Linked DNA regions of Homo sapiens: region 1 is linked to region 2. The links are chromatin contacts, found by POLR2A ChIA-PET in ENCODE. All regions are on one chromosome and are shown on one strand. The core of a region is the stretch at or near the end of the contact, and the rest is flanking DNA. Distances in the headings are between cores, read along the strand shown.

What was found. ChIA-PET counts read pairs that join two places held with the same protein, here RNA polymerase II (POLR2A).
Region 1: POLR2A ChIA-PET joins it to region 2 with 8 read pairs in OCI-LY7. The contact joins the promoter of UVRAG-DT here to the enhancer-like site in region 2. POLR2A ChIA-PET finds 5 or more read pairs at or near these places in 2 of 52 experiments (OCI-LY7 and activated CD8-positive, alpha-beta memory T cell).

The regions. Positions count from the first base shown.
Region 1 is chr11:75,813,465-75,816,217 of GRCh38, forward strand. UVRAG-DT (UVRAG divergent transcript) reads right to left here and starts at 1,333. Exons shown (of 2, transcript NR_144531.1): 1 at 999-1,333; 2 at 50-397. UVRAG (UV radiation resistance associated) reads left to right here and starts at 1,746. Exons shown (of 15, transcript NM_003369.4): 1 at 1,746-2,060. The coding sequence starts at 1,944. RefSeq lists enhancers at 1-1,056, 980-1,409, 1,280-1,574 and a silencer at 1,870-2,069.
Region 2 is chr11:63,552,658-63,555,357 of GRCh38, forward strand. It overlaps PLAAT2 (phospholipase A and acyltransferase 2), which reads right to left. Exons shown (of 4, transcript NM_017878.2): 4 at 113-408. The coding sequence ends at 307. Among named protein-coding and RNA genes, the nearest start is that of PLAAT2, 9.4 kb to the right of the region's middle. RefSeq lists an enhancer at 1,318-1,437. Within about 2 kb of position 1,279, at least 8 of the 41 ENCODE cell types and tissues checked have a DNase peak (open chromatin) inside an H3K27ac peak, as active enhancers do; they include OCI-LY7, where a contact is called at or near this core.

The DNA of each region.
Region 1 (2,753 bases), core at 83-2,582, about 12 Mb after region 2:
TTACATTTTGTTTAAAAAATTTAAAATGCAACTACTATATGCCAGGTCCTGTGTGGGCACTTTACATATGTTGATTTACTTTAATCCCTACAGCAATCCTATTACTATTTTAAAGCTGAGAGAGGGGAAGTGACTTGCCTTGGGATACATAGCTCAAAGGTGGTAGAGCCAAGATTCCAAAGTGCCTGATTCCTATTGTGTCTGACTCTAAAACACTATGTTCTTTCTGCTATGTTCATCCAGGTGGTGGAAAAATTCAGTCTAGGAGTAAAAAAAGGAAGATCAACATCCTGCAGAATGACTCATGCTATTCATTATAGAAGCAATTGCTGGAGATGCTATCATTGTGGATCACGGAAGTCTTCATGGAAGAGGTGGCATTTGAGCTGGGCCTTCACTGCAAAAAAAAAAAAAAAAAATTTCCTGATTCTCTGTCAGGCACTGGGGATCCAGAGATGAATCAGACAAAGTCCTTTTGCTTGAAGAATTCACAGTATTTTGTGTGTGTGTGGGAAGGAGGGTGGCTGCTTACATGTGTTAAAAGACAATGTGGCCAGGCCTGGTGGCTCATGCCTGTAATCCCAACACTTTGGGAGCCCGAGACTGGAGGATCGCTTGAGCCTGGGAGTTTGAGACTAGTCTGGGAAATATGGCCAGAACCCCATCTTTACAAAAAAATTTTAAAATTAGCTGGGCCTGGTGGCATGTGCCTGTATTCCCAGCTACTTAGGAGGGTGAGGTGGGAGGATCACTTGAGCCCAGGAGGTCGAGGCTGCAATGAGCCGTGATTTTGCCACTGCACTCCAGCCCGGGCGAAAGAATGAGGCACTGTTAAAAAAAATTAATAGAATAATCCAGACCCACGGTAGGGTCAAAATTCCTAACTCAAGGTCCCAGAGAGGCTCAGAGAAGCCTTTTGGAAGAAGGGACTCCTGCCCCAGCTAAGACTGATGGATAAGTAGCAAAGGCTTTCTGGGGACACAGCACAAACAGCCCACCTGAAGCGGTGAATCGGCGTCCTGGGTGCCTGGCACACCTTGTAGCTCAGCTTACTAGCTAGTGGAGTGCGAAGGGGCGTGTACTTGTCGGTTGGAGCTGGTCATGAAAGAGCTCGTGGGACTGCCCGACGGTTCTCAGGTCCCAGTGCATCCTGCGTGGTGGCTCTCTGCTGAACCATAAAGCATTCCTTTTCAATCCCTGCACGCTCACGCCGGGAAAAGACTGCACAAGGGGCCTGCCAAGGCAGACAAGCGATCGCCACCCAGCTGGCTTCCGAGGGTCCCCGCCCTCCACCGGAGGCCTGTTACCACGGCAACCAGTGAGGGCGGAAGTGGCTCAGAAGACCGGTTCTCCCTAATCAGGTGACTCTCCCGCCTCCTGCACGTGACACCGGAGCCCAGAAGCGCGCTCTACCTAATCAAGACCCCACCCCTCTTTCCCTTTACTGACAATTGACAGCGACCTCTTGCAATGGCCCTTCCGCCTCCACCAGGAGACTCTGCCCGTTGGTAGTAAAAGAACCAATTAGACTGGGAAAAAAAGAAGCAACGCCCCAGGTTTCACCCCGGCTTGACAGACGCAATTGAGGCCATCCTTGAGTCCCTCCGCCCCCAAGTCCAGTAATGCCAGCGATGGACAGACCTTCTACCCAATAGCACGCCCCTTTTCTGCCGTTGGGTCCCGCCCCCTTGAGGGCTAAGCCAATGAGCGCTCCGGGTCTCAGCGGGGTGGAGGGGTTGCACTGCGGTAATATGGCTCTTCCTTAGCCAGCGGCGGCAACGGCGGCAGCGGCGGCAGCGGCGGCGGCTACTGTCTGGGCTGAGCAGTAGTGCCTCTCGGGTGGCGGGTTTCTAGGCTGCAGGGGCTTGGTAGGTGGTGGCAAGGGGGCGGCGGCGGATGCCGGAAGAGTGCCCGCCCCGCCGCTTGGCGGCCCCTGGATCGAGATGAGCGCCTCCGCGTCGGTCGGGGGCCCCGTCCCCCAGCCACCCCCGGGCCCGGCCGCTGCTCTGCCTCCCGGTTCTGCCGCGCGGGCCCTGCATGTGGAGCTGCCGTCTCAGCAGGTAAGCCCGCGCGGCTCGCAGCACTCGGGAGGGACCCGGGCAGGCCCGCGTGGAGAGCTTGCTGGCTCCGGGCTGACCCCGCGAGCCGGGACACCCAGAGCAGGGACCCGGAGGGCTCGCGGGACTGAGGAAGACTGTCAGGAGGTTTGTGCGGGGAGGGGTCCAGTGATGGCCGAACCTCCGGGAGATCCCGGAGTCCTAGGAGAATCCCGTTACAGGAGATGGGCTTGTTAAGGGACAAGCAGCCAGCCAGCTCAAGTCCCTGGGGCCCCGGCCCGAGGCCGCCTCCCCCAACGCAGGGAGCCGGGGATTGCCCCGCGCAGACCCTCTCCCTCGTTCCGCCCAGGAAGGGACCCGGGGAACCCCCTGTGTCCCACGGGCCATAGTGAAAGCACTTTTCCTTTCTTTCCCCACCTGGCCATCCCCGCTTACGGAGAAACCAGTTTGTACTCTTCGTGCAAGAGCCCTGGAGGAGACTTTAGGGTGTCTACCATTTGCTTTAATCTCCCCTGATTATTAAGTATTCGGCCTCTTTAGAGAAATGTATTCAAGACTTGGGGGTTTCCTTCCTAATTCTCCGAGTCCCAAGGAACGCATCTTAATAATTAGGAGGACTTTTTCCTTCTTCATTCCCTTCAGTGAGTCTCTGTGGAAGGAGGATTTGATGTATATATTCATGTGTTCCTCCATCCT
Region 2 (2,700 bases), core at 29-2,528:
CTCACAACCTAATTACCTCCCAGTGACCCCACCTCCAATACCATCCCACAGGTGGGTTAGAGTTCAACATATGAATTTGGAGTGTGAGAGAAACACAAGCATTCAGTCCATAGCAGAGCCCAATTGTGTCTTTAATAGAATTCATACTAAGCTGCATTTCCAAATACATTTTCCTGTGCTTTTAACTCCATTAAAATAAAGATTCATGAACACAAAACAGTAAAATCAGTAAACCAAACTCCACTCCTGCTGGCTAAATAATATTCCTCCGTAAGAATTGGTGGTTGTTGGGACAATTTCTTGGATTTATTGCCTTTCCCGCTTGCTTCTGGCCAGCAGGATCCCCACAAGGCTTGCGGCAGCCAGCAGGCCTGCTGCCACACCTACTGTCGTGACTGCACCAGTGACCTGCAGCAGAAGAGAAGGGAGAGCACACTCAGCATCAGGGCGGGACCACGATACATACACCAGGAAACTACAGCTCAGGAAAGACTCATCTGGCCCAGTCCTCTTCATTTGAATCACAGAGGGAACAAATATTGGCTGGGAGAGGGGATGCCAAGAGGTCAGGCCACCCAGGAAAGAGGAGTGGAGATGTCTGGTGGGCACAGAATGAATGGAAGAATGAAGCCATAGGCGTGATATACACAGAGTCAAAGGAGGAAAACCAGATGCACCTGTGGGTATTAAAAGCATAATAGGTCGGGCTCAGTGGTTCACACCTGCAATCCTCACACCTTGGGAGGCTGAGATGGGCCGATTGCTTGAGCCCAGGAGTTCAAGACCAGCCTAGGCAACATGGTGAGACCCCCATCTCTACAAAAAAATACAAAAAAAAAAAAACAGCTGAGTCCAGGTGGTGCACACCTGTAGTCCCAGCTACTCAGGAGGCTGAGGCAGGAAGATGACTTGAGCCCAGGAGGCGGAGGTTGCAGTGAGCCAAGATTGCACCACTGCATTCCAGCTTGGGTGACAAAGTGAGTCCCTGTCTTAAAAAATAACAATAATAATTAAAGCAAAAAGCATAGTAAACCCCCAGCAAGGACAGAGGGGCAGTGCCCCAATGTTCTAGGTCAGGGCTGGCTGACTGGGGCCCTTGAGGCAGATATGAAGTTGGGAAATCACCCCTGGGAACTCTCACTACACAGGCTTGAGGGCAGGGAGCTCGCCTGGATTGGTCTCAATGTCCCAGGTGCTGATCCCACTGCCAGGCACAGAGTCGGCACTCATAATTCATCTGCTGAACAAATGCTGGCCCATGAGGAGCATTGAGGGTGTGCTTTAATGAGTAAGATTGTCTCACTTATGTGCTGGCAGGAAATGGTTCTGCAAAAGGAAGAAGAAACTGAAAAAACCACAGAGATGTGAGGCCGACCCCCGAGGGTTGGTGTGCTCGGCACAGCTTTTGGGAGCTAGCCGAGACAGTCTGCTGCGATCCTGTGGGTCTGCCCTGCCTGGGCCACTGTCTCTGAGAGACTAGCACTGGAGCGACTGGGGGAAACAACACGGGGTGGGGGGTGGGGGTGAAAACTGTGAGAATGGCTGCTTTCTAGATATCAGCACTGTGCTGGGAACTCTCCAGGCCCAGTATTTTTTTTAATCTGCCTGACAACTCTAGGAGGTAGTGATTCTAATTCCTACTTTCCAGAGGAGAAGACTGAGGATGGACAGTGTAAAGAACTCACGCAAAGGCCGGGGGGGCGGTGGCTCACACCTGTAATCCCAGCATTTTGGGAGGCTGAGGTGGGCAGATCATTTGAGGTCAGGAGTTCGAGACCAGCCTGGCCAACATGGTGAGACCCCCGTCTCCACTAAAAAAAATTAGCCAGGCATGGTGGCGGGTGCCTATAATCCCAGCTACCTGGGAGGCTGAGGCAGGAGAATTGCTTGAACCCAGGAGGCAGAGGTTGCAGTGAGCCAAGATCACGCCACTGCACTCCAGCCTTGGTGACAGAGTGAGACTATGTCTCAAAAAAAAAAGAAAAAAAAAAAAAGAACTCACGCAAAGCCACACAGCTGACAAGTGACAAGGCTCAGATCTGCCTGACTTCCCAACAGGGGCACTTAAGCCCTTCACAGACAGGGAAGCAAGTATTTAAACCAGCGACCAAATAGCAGATTTCTGTGGAGTATCAATGAATTTGAAGCATGTGAGTGACTGGGGAAAAGAAAGGGGGAAAAAAAACCATTTTATTCAAATACACTCAGAATTGTTTCCAAGTGTCAAAGACAAACAAAGCCAGACATAACTTAAGACAGCAAAAACAGATTTGATTCAGTCTCTACTGACAGCAGGGAAAGAGCTGAGCTCCATTCCAATTTGTGCAGAGGTGACTGACATTGTAAAGGGAGATGGAGGAGTAGGGAGACGGGTGAGCGAGGGCTCATAGAGTCAGGGAGGTGAAATATTACAAAGGATTAGTCCCTGAATATGCGATGAGGCCAGCTGTGTCTGCTAGCTGGCAATTATCAAAGTTAGGATTCTAACCTCCCACGGATATTGGGGACAGAGGCTCTATCCTTCCTGATGATTATATTTCAAAGGACTGGCTCTCAGGTCCTTGAGGAAGGCACTTCAGAGTTGTAAGGGATATACAGTCAGCCCTCCATATCCATGGATTCCACATCCATGGATCCAATCAATTGTGGATTGAAAACATTTGGAAAAAAAATTTTTTAAAGAACAATAAAAAATAATAC